Linked DNA regions of Homo sapiens: regions 1, 3 and 4 are each linked to region 2. A link is a contact called in ENCODE Hi-C or POLR2A ChIA-PET data. All regions are on one chromosome and are shown on one strand. Each heading gives the region's core, a stretch centred on a gene start or an enhancer-like site at or near the end of the contact. The rest is flanking DNA. Distances are from core to core; before and after follow the strand shown. Region 1 holds the start of TOR4A (torsin family 4 member A). Region 2 holds the start of ZMYND19 (zinc finger MYND-type containing 19). Region 3 holds the start of DPP7 (dipeptidyl peptidase 7). Region 4 holds the start of RNF208 (ring finger protein 208).

Region 1 (3,401 bases), core at 591-3,090, 310 kb before region 2:
AGGGCCCAGGCACGGGAGGCATCGTCTGGTGAAGTGAAACCTATGGGGAATTTGGGAGGAGAAGTGGGGAGGCTGCCCACGGTTTGGGGAAAACAACCTTGCTGGCAAGGGCTGGGGGAAGCAGTGAGGGTGAAGTCCTTTCAGAGGCTGAGAACATGTACTGTGTTTGTGGGTGATGGACATGAATTCTGGGCGCAGCGGCAGGGCTGGGTTGGGTAGGGAGGCGGGAGGGGAGGCCTCCTGGAATGGGAATGGGTGTGATTGGGGGTGGCCCTGGGTATCACAGGAGATGGTGATGGCCCTGGGAGCTGGGGTTCTGGGGCTCCCTTCACCCCTGTAGATGGGAGAAAGTGCAGGGGGTGAGGCCTTGGCCCAGGCCTCAGATTCACCTTTGACCCATAGGGCCAGGTCTTGGGGCACCCCTTGAGCGAGTCCCTTTCCTGCAGAGGGCTCTGGCCTGAGGATTTGCTGGGCCAGCCTCTGGCAGAAGCAGCTCCAGCCCTGGGTGCACTTGGAGGCAGGGCAGAGGCTTTGCTGCAGGTTTTCCAGGGCTCGGTCAGCCTGCATCTGCCCGAGGGCCTCCCCTCCAGGGTCCTCTCTGTGTCAGAAGAAGCACCGAGACTCAAAGCCTGAGGCCCCCAAAGGACCCCAACCTCCGTGCTGGGGCCACGGGGCCTGGACAGCCAACCTCCTTCCGCTCTGGTCCCACAGAGGCCGGGGAGTGGGCCCAAAGAGCACCAGCATTCCACCTGGTGTGTGCGGCCCCCGCGGCCTCGACAATTGGGGATCCGGGCCCCCGAGCACCCCTTGCACAGGGGAGGGGAGCCCTAGGCCTGGCTCCTGGAGGGGAGCGTGATAGTCCGGTGGACCCCATACCCTGGAGAGAATGGAAACCCCCAACCCACGACCGGTTTCCCTGATGGAGCCTGTCTGGTTGGGTGCAGTGTGTGAGGAATATACAGCTGGAACCATCAGGCCCGGGCTGGCTGTTGGGAGGAGTGGGGCGTCCCTGGGACTGCGGGGTCCTGAGCTGAATGCCAGCAGCACTGGTGTGGCTGGAGCGGCCACCTTGCCCCTCCTTGGAAGGCGGCTTCCAGGCTGGGCCAGGGTAGGAGGAGTCCAGGGTCCTTTAGGCAGGCCGGCAGGGGGAAGGGCCCAGAGCTCCAGCTCCTGGCTCCCGGCCCAAGTTGTTTCTAAATTTGTTCCCCAACCCCCACAGGGACCCTGAGCCGCACGTGGTTTTTTCCGTGATAGAACTTCCGTCTGTGTGTGCTGGCCTGTCCTGGGCAGGGGGCTCCAGGCTGGGGACGGAGGAAGGGGGAAAGGAAAGACAATGAGCCCACTTTGGGGGGCCCCCGATTGGGGTCAGGAGGGGAATGAAAAAGCGGGGAGAGGAGTAATAAGAGAGGGATTGGGGGTATGCAGCTCGGCAGAGGACCCTGCCCGCCCCCTGTGCTGCTGCCTTGCTCCCGCCTTGCTTACACAGGGCCTGGAGCCCCTCCCCCCAGCTGTAAGCCCTGTGTGTGGGGTGACAGGTGGAAGGGATAACCTGGGGGAGGTGGGGGCCCTGGAGGACAGGCTGAGGTGCAGGAGCCCAGGGTGGGGGCACAGCATGCAGCAGGGGCCCTCGGCCTCACCAGGTGTCCTGAGCCTGACCAAGCCAGGAGGGCTCTGAGCGCTAGAGAACTGAAGCGGGAATGTGACCTCCGGCCAGGGGATCTGGGCAAGCCGGCCAGGCCTCCCCCCTTTGGCGCCTCCGTCCAGCCCAAGTCCCGCCTGGGCCGCACCCCCTGACTCACTTCCTTTGCATAGAAGCGGAAACCTCCCCAGAGCTTCCTCTACTCCGGCCGGCCGCTCCCTGGGGACCCACAGGTGTCGCTGCCCCTCCAGGCCGAAGCTGGCCCAGGAGGCCCCTGGCCCACCCCCTCGCCCTGGGAGGCGCATTTCCTGCTTGGAGTCTCAGGCCCCAGCGTCTGGCACAGGCAGGGGCCTGCGGAGCTGAGGGCAGTGGACCAGCTGCAGGTAGGGGGTGGGTTGGGGCCCAGGGCCCAGTTCCTGCCAGTCAGTGGCTCTCTTGCTCCGACCGGCCTCTTCTTTCTGTCCATCTTTTCGTTTCACCTCCACTAGTCTCCGGGGGGCTCCCTGCACTGCTCAGCTCGTTCACTGGAGGGGTGTTGGGAGGACCCCAGTTTTGGAGTCGGGGCTGGGAGGCCTGGGTTGAGCCTGGGGACGGGGCCCGGGCCTATTCTCAAAATCATAAGTTCCAGCCAGACCCCCGCCAAGTGTTCTGGAGCGTGTGGGGGCGTCTCTGAACTCCTGGGCGCTCAGGCCTCTGCTTCCCGCGGCCCCTCCTTGGGAGACGGCCCAGTCCAGTGGGAGCCGCGGGCGGGGGCAGGGTCCGGGGGTGACTGTTCACCCCAGTGGGCGCCTGGGCGGCCACTGACTCCTTCGACGACTCCTCCAGGAAGCCGGGGCGGCCACCAGATAAGCCTCTACCCCGCCACTTCCTCAAGGCCCGCGGCCGTTTATGGGAAGACCCGAGAGATTTGCATCGGGGCCCTGCGGAGGGGCGGAGGGGCGGAGGGGCGGAGGGGTCGCTTGCCGGTCTGAGGGGCGAGGCCGCGACCAGGCCCCTGGCCCTGGGGCAGCCCGGGCCGCACCCCACGGGACTCCCAGGGGGTAAGATCACTCCGGGGACCGGTTCCGGCGGCCCGCGGGAAAGGGCAGTGGCGGGAGTCCAGAGACCCTCCCCGTCTTCCCGTTGCAGGGAGGGCGACCTGTATGCGGAGCGCCGTTCCTGCGACATGGACCGCGGCCAGCCCAGCCTGGAGCCTGCTGCCGCGGCCCCCCGAGCCTCGGGCCGGTGCGTGATCGCGCCCGTGCGCGCTGTGCTCCGCCTGCGCCGCCGGGTGTGTGTCCTACGCAAACGGCGCCTCCTGCAGCCGGGTGGGGGGCCCGACGTCGGGACCGGGGCGCCCAGGCCGGGCTGCAGCCCCCGGGCACCGCGCGCGGACCTGGACCAGCCAAAGTTCTTCACCTTCGACAGCCCCGCGGAGCTACCCTCCAGGACGCCACGCAAGAAGCGCCGGCGCAGCCGCCTGGTGCTTTACCCGGAGACCTCGCGCAAGTATCGGCCGCGCGTGGAGCACAGGAGCCGCGCGCAGCGCTGCCTTCTGCTGCTAGTCGCCATCGTGGGCTTCCAAGTTCTCAACGCTATCGAGAACCTGGACGATAACGCGCAGCGCTATGACCTCGACGGGCTGGAGAAAGCGCTGCAGCGCGCGGTGTTCGGCCAGCCCGCTGCCGTATCGCGCATCGTGGCGCTGATGCGGGACTACCTGGCCACGCATGTGCACAGTCGTCCGCTCCTCCTGGCGCTGCACGGGCCCAGTGGCGTGGGC
Region 2 (3,413 bases), core at 97-2,596:
ATCTGAAATGTTCCAAAGAAAAGCTGTAAGGGATGACAATGCCATCATGGGTGGAGTTAGAAGGGGTCTCTGGTCTCCGACCTGACTGGAGAGCCCACCCTTCCCTGGTGGAAAAAAGCCTCCTCCCCAGCAGGCCCTGCCTATGCTCTTGCAGCAGGGGCAGGAAACAGGAACAGGTCCCAGAACGGGCCAGTCTCCCTCTTGGCAGTTTTTCTTCTGGGATCTGAACCTGTTTTACCTGACGCCGCCTGACACTGCCTCGGCTCCTCTCTCCCACCAAAAGCCGCAGCCGCTGGTGACGGGAACAGGGCTCCCATCCGGGTAAGGACCCTGGCTGGTGCAGCTGCACAGGTGGCTCCGAGAAACCGCCAAGCCTCAATGCCCACAGGTGCCATGGAATCCCCAGCCTCAAACGTGGAGCGTGGGGGCCAAGTAAGAAGAGAAGTCGAGGAAGGCCCTGAGTCTGCAGCATCAGGGCCCAGGCTTCTTCCTCTCTGCTCCGAGTCTGAGGCTCAGCCTAACGTGGCCAACCCCTGGCAGCGTTAAAACGAGCCTGAAGCCCTGCTGAGAACTGGGAGGCACAGAAGAGCCCACACCAGACCCGCCTCGGCGAGAGGTGTGGAAGTGGCGCTGCCTCGGAAAGGGCGCTGTGTTTAAACCGTGTGGCCGCACTGGCAGCCCGGACGCCGCGCTAGGCCCCGGATCGCCGACACCACTGGGAGGGCTCCGGGAGAACGCGGCTCGGGCTCGAGCCACGCATCTCCGCACCCGGCTCGGGACAGGGCCGTGGCCTCCACCTCCGGCAGGGCAGGGCCGAGGGTGGCCAGGTGCACCCCAGAGCCGAGGGGTGCGTGCCCGCCGGCCTGCGAGAGGAAGCTGCACCCGCGCGGGGCCAGCAGCCGGGCCCGCGCAGCGTCCCCCGCCCCGCTGGGGCCCATCCCGGGCTCCGCGCCCCCGCCCCGGCCGCCGCCCGCACAACCGCCCCCGGCCCCGCGCGGAGGCCTGGACGGGCGAGACGGGCCGGGTCGCGGGCTCCGCGCCGCTCACCTTCCCGGCCACCCGGCCGAGCCGCACGATACCCAATTTGAAGTCGGTCATGGCCGGGCCTGCGCTCTCGGCCGGCAGCGCCGCTCCCTCGGGAGGCGCCGAGCGGGGGCCGGGGCGAGGCCGCGGCGCGCCGGGACAGGACGGGACCGGAGCCGGGGTCGGGGTAGCAGCCAGGCGGGCTCCGGGCGGGACGAGGCTGGGCCGGGCTCGGGCCTCCGCCGCCGCCTCGCGCCCGCCGGACCTGCCACGCGCCGCCGCCGCCGCCGCCACCGCCACCGCGCGCACCACAGCGAGCGGAGCGGAGGGGCGGGGCGCAGCCCCGGACACACCCCCCGGCCCGCCGCCGCTCGGCCAATGGCTAGGCGCGCACGGCGCCGACCGGCGCGCGCCGCCCCGCAACAACCAATAGGAGGAGGGCGAGTGCGCCGGCGCTCTGGGGAGCGGGGCGAGCGCGGGGGAGGGGCGAGGCCGGGGGCGGTGCCTGCGCGCGCCGACGTCAGTTTCGCGGGAAGCTTTGTGCGGGCAGCGGCGCCGCGCCTAGAGGGGCAGTGCGGAGTGTGGCTGGGGACTCGCGCCGGGTCCGTGGAGCTCTGCGAGCTGGCTGCTTTTCGCCTCCCTTGCGGTAGCCTCCGTAAGCTGTTTCCCGCCGCCGTCCTGGCCCCGAGCGCGGAAGGAGGAGGTGGACGGAGCTCGTGCGGGGCCCTCTGGGCGGGCGGGGAGCGGGCGAGGCGGGCTAGGAAGAGGCCGTTGCCGCGGGACGCGGGTGTTTCTGGAGAGACAGCGGACGCCCGGCCCACGCGACCCGGAGGGCGCGGCCTCCCGCGCAGCCTTCTCCGAGCCGCCGGCTCTTCAGCCTCGGGGGCGGCTGACCTCCAGAGCAGCCTGGTCCAAGGCGTCTGGAAACGGAACTCCAGTGAGGCCCATTAGGCTCCGCGGGAAAGCCGAGACCCGCTCAGGGAGGGACTGGGTACGCCGTGGTGGGCAGCGTGGCTCCCCTGCAGCCTGGAGCGAACGGGGCTAGGTCCTGCGTCCTGCTCCGCCGGTGTCCAGTCGCCCGTGAGGAGGCCTCACCCTGCCTCAAGGGCGACTCCTGCACCTGAGGAGCTGCACAGGCTCCTTTCTGGCTTGCTGGGTTCCGTTTTCTTTTCTTGCTTTTTTTTTTTTTTTTTTTGAGTCAGAGTTTTGCTCTGTCACCCAGGCTAGAGTGCAGTGGCACGATCTCGGCTCACTGCAGCCTCTGCCTCTCGGGTTCAAGCGACTCTCCTGCCTCAGCCTCCCGAGTAGCTGGGACTACAGGCACGCGCCACCATGTCCGGCTAATTTTTGTATTTTTAGTAGAAGTGAGGTTTTTCCATATTGGCCAGGATGGTCTCGAACTCCCAACCTGAGGTGATCGGCCCACCTCGGCCTCCCAAAGTGCTGGGATTACAGGCATGAGCCACCGTGCCCCAGCCTGCAAAGGGTGTACATGAGTGAGCCCAGACGTTCCATCTCTGGGTCCCCTGGTACTTGCCAGTACCCCAGACACCCTAGAGGACTGAAGGGGCTGATGAGTCCTGGCCTGCCTGAGACACACATTGGGGTTCAGGCTGGGCCTTGCTCAAAACATGCCTGTCCGACCGCGCGCGGTGGCTCATGCCTGTAATCCTAGCACTTTGGGAGGCCGAGGCGGGCAGATCACGAGGTCAGGAGCTGGAGACCATCCTGGCTAACACGGTGAAACCCCACCTCTACTAAAAATACAAAAAAAAAAGCCGGGCGTGGTGGCGGGTGCCTGTAGTCCCAGCTACTTGGGAGGCTGAGGCAAGAGAATGGCTTGAACCCGGGAGGCAGAGCTTGCAGTGAGCCGAGATCGTGCCACTGCACTCCAGGTTGGGCGACAGAGCGAGACTCCGTCTCAAAAAAAAAAAAAAAAGTACCTGCCCTACCAATCTCAACCTCATGGAGTTGCAAGGGTGTGATGAGATTATGAGCAACTGCTTTGTGAAAAGAAGTGGAGCTTGGTGGGTGCTCCCTAGGGTAGTTGAAAAGCACTGGTGTCATAGTCCAGGTTCCCCCAGAGGTTGACTTGAAATGGATTCGAGTCCAAATTTTGTCCGGGCCTGGTGGCTCATACCTGTAATCCCAGCACTTTGGGAGGCCGAGGCAAGTGGATCACCTGAGGTCAGGAGTTCAAGACCAGCTTGGCCAACAGGGTGAAATCCCGTTTCTACTAAAAATACAAAAATTAGCGGATGTGGTGGCACACACTTGTATTCCCAGCTACTTGGGAGGCTGAGGCAGGAACATCGCGTGAACCCAGGAGGCAGAGGTTGCAGTGAGCCAAGATTGTGCCACCACACTCCAGTCTGGGCAACAGAGTGAAA
Region 3 (3,217 bases), core at 84-2,583, 480 kb before region 2:
GCCTGCCACAGCTAGAACGGGCGCGCTGGCCGCCAGCGCCCCCGCCACCAGGTGGGGATACTTCATCCTCAGGTAGGCACTGAGCATCCCCCCATAACTGGGTGAGGGACACAGGGTTAGGGCTGCTGCCCCCAACACCCCATTTCCTCTTTTCCTCCTCAGGGGCCCACAGGTGCCACAAGGAGGACGACACTTCTGAGACCCACAAATTCCAACCCTGGGCCAGGTGCGGGTGCAGCTCTCACTGGGAAAGGCCGCTAGTGTGGCCGCACATCCAAGCTGAGCAGGTGGCTGGGAGGACAGGTGGGAGGGCTTCCTGGGGGAGGCAACACTAAGCCTGGAACCACTGCCTGAGGCCTTACGAAAAGGCAGCGGTGGGAGTCAGAGGGGAGTGGGGAGAAGGGCTGGGGGCGCTGGGTCGGGGCAGGGGAGGGAGGGGGTGCGGAGGCCGGGGGAGGCGCCCACCTTCCACCGAAGGCGATGGCGGGGGCATCCTGGGCCCCGAGGTCGCGTCGTAGCGCGCGGAGCAGCTCTGCGAAGTCGGCCAGGGCCTGCTCCACCGTCAGCAGCTCCGTGTGCCCGCGCTGCGTGGACTGCGCACCGAACGGCAGCGACTTCCCGTAGTAGCGCTGGGGGAACGTGCCATTGAGCCCGGCCCCGCGACCCCGCCCGGCACCCGCGTGCCCCGCGACCCCCGCCCGCGACCCCGCCCGGCACCCGCGTGCCCCGCGACCCCCGCCCGCGACCCCGCCCGGCACCCGCGTGCCCCGCGACCCCCGCCCGCGACCCCGCCCGGCACCCACGTGCCCCGCGACCCCGCCCGCGACCCCGCCCGGCACCCACGTGCTCCGCGAAGACCAGTAGAGCCCCCCGCTCGGCCGCCAGCTCCGCGACGAAGGCCGAGTTGTTGGCGAAGGCCCACACGTCGCCCTCGTTCCCAGTGTAGAAGAAGATGGGCCCCTCGCCCCGGACCCAGAACCTGTCTGTGGGGAGGGCGGATGAGGCGAGGGTGCCGGGGGGCGGCGGGACGGCGGGGGCGGCCGGGCCGGGGCCGGGGTCTCACCCGACACCAGGAAGCGCTGAGGGAAGGTCTTGTTGCCGAAGCGCTCGAAGTTGAAGTGGTCCAGACGCTGCTGGAAGAAGCGCTCCTGGAAGCCGGGGTCCGGGGCCCTGCGGGCTGTGGGGGGACGCGAACCTCAGAGGCGGGGCCGGGACCGGGGAATGGGCCGGGGGGCGCCGCCACTCACCCCCCGCCTGGAGGCCGCGCAGCCCGAGCGCCAGCAGCAGGACCGGGGCCCAGGGAGCGGAGCCCATGTCGCCTTCCGCGGGCGCCCGTCACGTGGGCGGGGTCACGGGGCCGCCAGGGCGCGCTCCTCCCTCCAGGCCCCACGTGTTTCGGGCGCCCGCGGTCCCCACGGAGACCGTCGCTGCTTCAGCGCCGCGCCGGGGCTGTGCCCCCCAACACCCCGCGCCCCGCGGCCGCTGCCCAGGGGTCCTTCCCGGGCACGGCGCGGGGAAGCAGAGGGCCCCCGGGCCATCTCCGCGGCCTCCCGCCCCACTGGCTCGTCCTCCTACCGCGGCCCCATCCGGAGCTGCGCTAGGGCGAGTCCCTGCTGCGCCCGCCAAGCCTCCCCAGCACTTGCTCCTGGCAGGTGCCCCACTCCAAGGCAGGGCCGGGAGAGTGGGGGCCGTTCTGCTGCCCTAAGGGCGGGAGGGAGAGGGTCCCAAACAGAGTGCTGGCCCCCCGAAGAAAGCAACCCAGGGTTTGTCCAAGCGATAACGGGCTGGGCTTGGCGGGGCGGGGCCTCGCAGCGGGCAGGAGTGTGGGGTGCCCCTGGAGCGTCTGGGCAGGGCCGGGATGTGGCCGGGTAGCTCCCAAGAGCTGGGAATCGCCACCTGCCCTTCCGACTGGCACCCAGTGTGCCCACACAGCCCTGCAGGGACAAGGGGGGACCAGAGGCCTCTGCTGGGAGCTGGGGCCTCCTCCCTGGGGAGCACCCAGAGGATGGAAGAAGTCACCTTTCCCCAGCGTCCAGTTCAGGGAGTGGGTGAGGGGGCCGTAGTGGTGGGTGCCAGACTAGCTACGTGGAGTCCTGCTGGGGATGTACATGGGCCGCTAGCCAGGCCCAGAACAGGTGCAGGGGCAGCAGGGGCTCAGCTACAGAGAGTTACCCTGTCCTTCTCCCAAGACTACCCTCGGCCAGCATGACCCTGCCCTGCCCATCCTGTGTGGGGCTGAGCGGAGAAGACCGGCCACTTCCACAGCCCCTCACGCCATGGCCCTCCCGTGCCTCACACAGAGGCACCCCCCATGGTGGGTGACTGGTGGCTGGGGCCCTCAGCATGGTGGCAGTGACCATCACGTCACACTGCAACACGAGGTCATCCAGGGCCACACACCGTCCCCACCACGGCCCTCACATCTGGGCCCTGTCCCATCCCTACGCAGTTCCTGGGGCTGCCTGCCGGGGCCCCCGCAGGACGGGGGTGAGGACAAACAGCAGACCTCCTTGGATGTGGAGGTACCCCACGGCGTCCCCCACCCCACACCTCTGCTCCTTTGGCTCCCTCGGGTGCCTTAGGTGGCCAGAACTCCACCAGCAACCCTCACCCAGGACCGCAGCTCTGGAGACGCCAGCTAGGCCGAGAGCTGGCCAGCTCCCCAAGCACACCAGAGCCTGGAGACGCTCCAGGCTTGGCTGGGCCCACAGAGGGGCCAGAGCCTCAGGGAGGGCTCCAGGAGCAGGGTTTCCAAGGAAGCCACTTTCCCTCTTGTCCACGGCCCAGGCATTGATGCCCCTCTGGGCAGCAGCCAGGGCCTCCCAAGCCGGGAAGGGTGGGCATGGGGCTACCCAGCATGGCTCTGCCAGGGGTGAGGGTGGCCACAGTCCCCTGCCCACATCCCTGTGCCCACAGAAACATATGCTGTATGGAATCAAGGTTTAAGGCATCTAGGCCTGTGCTGGTAACCTGTAACCTTAGCCCCATCCCTGTGCCCACAGAAACATGTGCTGTATTGACTCAAGGTTTAGGGGATTTAGGGCTGTGCAGGATGTGCTTTGTTAACAATGTGTTTGCAGGCAGTATGCTTGGTAAAAGTCATCGCCATCCTCCATTCTCCATTAACCAGGGACACAGTGCACTGCGGAAAGCCGCAGGGACCTCTGCCCAAGAAAGCCTGGGTATTGTCCAGGTTTCCCCCCAGTGAGACGGCCTG
Region 4 (3,102 bases), core at 102-2,601, 370 kb before region 2:
GGGAAAGCCCAGCTCCGAGCTTCCCTTACGGGGCCGCCGTGGCAGTGGCGGGGTATGGGGTGCCCCTTCCAAGGCAGGCATGTCCCCCCCACAGGCCTGGTTGACAATGATCTCTGTGTCTGAGGGCCAGGCACGCTTGGGTGCCAGAGTTGGGGTGGGCCGGGGAGCAGGCGGGAAGCAGGGGGCAGCCGGTAGCTCAGGGAACTTTTCAGGGTGGACAATCTTCATGGCCTCCATCTTGAGGATGACATGGGGACCCTTCAGGCAGGACATGAGGAGGCCCGGCCAGCCACTGCCCGCCTCGGGCCCGGGGTCAGAGGGCATCCGGCTGTCTCCAGTCAGACTGGATGTTCGGGTGGGTGGGGGCGTTGTGTGGGGCTGGGGGGCAGGTGACAGGGCAGCATCCTGGTCCCGCCAGGCCTGGGGGGGGCCCCGGACGGCCCGTGGACTCCTAGGGACAGCCGGCGAGAGTTGGGGGTGCAGGGCCCCCCCCAGTGGCCACAGTGGCTTCTCTGGTCCAGTCCTGGGAGGAGGAGGAAGGGGTGGGGGAGGGGGAGGCAGGCGGGGGCAGGGAGGGGTGGGAGGCTGCCCTGGGCTGGGGGTCTGGCCCAGGGTCTCACCCAGGGTCTCTGGCTGCTGAGGCTGGCGAGGGGGCGCGGGGGGGGCTCCCCCTGCAGCCGAGGTCAGCAGGCCGCGGGCCGGGACATCGGGGCAGGCAGGGGCTGGGTGGGCCCCATGGCTCCAGGACAGGGCGCCCAGGGAAGGCAGCTAGCCGAAGCGCTGGCTGCAGGAGGACCGGGGCGGCAGGCTCCGCGGCAGGAGCAGAGGCGAGGCCTGGGCCAGGCCTGAGCTGCAGGTGAGAGACGGCATGAGGGCAGTGCCCCGGCCACCCCCACCCTAGCCCTCGCCCTGCACAAAGGACCGGGCGCCCGACCTCTGACCCTGACCTCAGCCGTGGGATCCCGACCTCCGCGGGCCTCAGAACCCAACCCCCTCCCCGGTCCCCGCCTCCAAGGCCAGACGCACCTTCCCGAGGGCCGACCCCCGTCGCGTGGGGAGGGGCGCTGAGTCCGCCCCCGGCCCCCGCCCCCTGCGCTCACCTGCCCCAGCCTGGCGTCCCGGCCGCGCGCCGCCGCCGCAGAGGTTGTCTCAAAGGCAGGCCCGGACGCGGCGCCCGCGCCTCGGCCCGGCAGCTCGGGGGGCTCCGGCGGCTCCGGCGGCGGCCGCAGCGACCTCAGGCGATGGCGGGGCCCGGGCGGCACCGAGGGGCGCGGGCGCGGGCGTGGGGCGCGGGGCGCGGGTTTCGGCACGGCGGCGACGGCGGCAGGTGCGTGCGGAGCGTGGCGCGCTCTGCGGCGGAGGCGCGGGGACCGCAGTGCGCGCGGCGCCCGCCCGCGCCCGCAGCGCCACCCCCCGTCTGGGGACCCGCGCGGGGTCCGCGGGGCGGGGCCAGCCTCCCGGCCGCCCCTCGGTCCGCTCCCGGCGTCGCTCTCGCCCGCGGACTGCGTGGGGGGCAGGACCCCCGCGTCGCCCCCAGTTCTCTCCAGGCTGATCCTGGGTCCTGGTCAAGCCCCCGCCCCCCCAGATTCAGGAGGAGAATCCGGCTGTTCTCCTCCCTCACAGTAGGAGGCCTCAGGACTCTGGAGTGAGAGGGAGGGGACCTGCGCGGAGGATCCCAGGGGAGCTGGTTCCAGGGCCCACCGGTGCCTTCCCCCGTCCCCGGCCCCCCGCCCCATGGGAAGGCCCCGAGTCCTCCAGCTCCGCCTGTGCCCGGTGCCGTAGCTCAGATAGATCGCTGTGACTCTAAGGGGCAAGAGCGGGGCGGGCGGAGCGGATCAGAAGGCCGAGGCCGGTGGACGGACGGGTCCGGTGGGAGTGCGCGAAGGACAGGCTGGCAGCCCAGTGCGGGGTGGAGGCGGCCCTGAGGACCGCACCTGCCCGGACAGGGTGGCCCCTGGCACTCCAGCGCGCAGGCCCGGGCCTCTCCGCTTCCTCACCCGGGGCTTCCCTGCCCTCCTGGGTCCGCCTTCTGCCTGTGGAGCCCTCGGGCTTGCTGGTCACCGTGAGGCAGGGGACCAGGGCTTCGAGGGCCTCCGCTGCCACGCTGTGACCAGCTCTGGCCCCGCACCTGGCCCTGGACATCCTGGCCTCCTTCAGCTCCTCTCTCCGCTGGACTGGCCAGACCGCACCTGCTCTAGGCAGAGCCCCAGGGCCTGCAGAGTGCTGAGCCCAGAGGGGACGGTGCCGCTGGTGCGGGAGCTCGCGTGGGCAAAACAGGCTGGAGGAGCAGCCCTGCGCATAGGGTCTGGCTTGGCCCCTCTGTGGGGCCTCGGGCGAGTGTCACTCAGAAGAGCAATAGGGAGAGGTGTGCGGGTGACAGGGGCGCTGCTGGAGGGGTCCTTACGGGGCCCTGGCAAGATGGTGGGGCAACTGAGGCAGCCTGGGCCTGGGGAGGGCCGGGAGCCCAGCTCCGCCGCAGACTCTGCTCACCGACCCGGCGTGCGCCCGAGGAAGCACCAGGCCGCAGGCCCCGCCCCCTCAGCGAGACCCCACCCCGTAGGGGATGAGATCCCGCCCCCGCCACGAGGCCCCGCCCCCCAGGCCAGGCCTTTTCAGACCCGCCATTCAGAGCTGGAGAACCCCAAGCCGAGTATTGGTCACATCCGAACCGGGTCTTTCGGGAAACCCCGGAGCGCGTGGGCTTCTGGGCAATAATATTTCCACGGCCGGTTCCTGCCTTGTTTGCGCATGCGCCATAGGCGCCACTCAAGTGGCAGGCAGGGAGGTGGGCGGGACTTCCGGCGCCTGCGCAGTGGACTTCCGTCGCCGGCCTCTCAAGTTTTGGGTCCCCAGGAGCACCCAGTTCTCCCCAAATCGGGGCCGGGTTGCCTGAACTCATGTCCCGACCGGTCTGACTGGCCCTACACAGGCCACGTCTGACTGGAACCCGCCCTTCCTGGTGCTCCCCTGGGCCCCAAGGGCCCCACTGCCGTGGGTCGTCCCCGCGGCACTCGCCAGTGCCCGCTGCACCCCTGCCTGCGCCGGTGCAGATGGAGCCTGGGTTCGGCTGGAGGCGGGGGGCCCAAGGTGGGGACGCTGGGG

Evidence for each region. A loop is a pair of places that touch in the nucleus more often than their neighbours do. ChIA-PET counts read pairs that join two places held with the same protein, here RNA polymerase II (POLR2A). Pooled maps may share reads with other maps.
Region 1: a loop to region 2 is called in a pooled map, with 4 times the contacts of the local background. The contact joins the promoter of TOR4A here to the promoter of ZMYND19 in region 2. A Hi-C loop is called at or near these places in 2 of 50 pooled maps. POLR2A ChIA-PET finds 5 or more read pairs at or near these places in 2 of 52 experiments (HEK293T and activated T-cell).
Region 3: a pooled map shows a loop between it and region 2 (4-fold over the local background). The contact joins the promoter of DPP7 here to the promoter of ZMYND19 in region 2. A Hi-C loop is called at or near these places in 1 of 37 single-sample maps with no recorded cell type and 6 of 50 pooled maps. POLR2A ChIA-PET finds 5 or more read pairs at or near these places in 3 of 52 experiments (B cell, OCI-LY7 and activated naive CD4-positive, alpha-beta T cell).
Region 4: a pooled map shows a loop between it and region 2 (15-fold over the local background). The contact joins the promoter of RNF208 here to the promoter of ZMYND19 in region 2. A Hi-C loop is called at or near these places in 1 of 168 maps with a recorded cell type or tissue (B cell) and 8 of 50 pooled maps. POLR2A ChIA-PET finds 5 or more read pairs at or near these places in 2 of 52 experiments (MCF 10A and PC-9).

Annotation. Positions count from the first base shown.
Region 1 is chr9:137,275,886-137,279,286 of GRCh38, forward strand. It overlaps TOR4A (torsin family 4 member A), which reads left to right and starts at 1,841. Exons shown (of 2, transcript NM_017723.3): 1 at 1,841-2,022; 2 at 2,768-3,401. The coding sequence starts at 2,805. RefSeq lists silencers at 1,742-2,061, 2,342-2,401.
Region 2 is chr9:137,589,166-137,592,578 of GRCh38, forward strand. It overlaps ZMYND19 (zinc finger MYND-type containing 19), which reads right to left and starts at 1,347. Exons shown (of 6, transcript NM_138462.3): 1 at 1,048-1,347. The coding sequence starts at 1,098. It overlaps LOC124902318 (a long non-coding RNA gene), which reads right to left. Exons shown (of 3, transcript XR_007061885.1): 3 at 1,874-1,943. RefSeq lists an enhancer at 433-482 and silencers at 753-802, 853-962, 1,243-1,632, 1,823-1,892.
Region 3 is chr9:137,113,400-137,116,616 of GRCh38, forward strand. DPP7 (dipeptidyl peptidase 7) reads right to left here and starts at 1,334. Exons shown (of 13, transcript NM_013379.3): 1 at 1,248-1,334; 2 at 1,064-1,177; 3 at 844-983; 4 at 466-629; 5 at 1-97. The coding sequence starts at 1,314. It overlaps LOC124902314 (a long non-coding RNA gene), which reads left to right and starts at 1,400. Exons shown (of 2, transcript XR_007061874.1): 1 at 1,400-3,217. RefSeq lists silencers at 1,030-1,179, 1,210-1,559.
Region 4 is chr9:137,220,889-137,223,990 of GRCh38, forward strand. RNF208 (ring finger protein 208) reads right to left here and starts at 1,352. Exons shown (of 2, transcript NM_031297.7): 1 at 1,101-1,352; 2 at 1-850. The coding sequence starts at 324. RefSeq lists silencers at 905-954, 1,895-1,944, 2,255-2,604.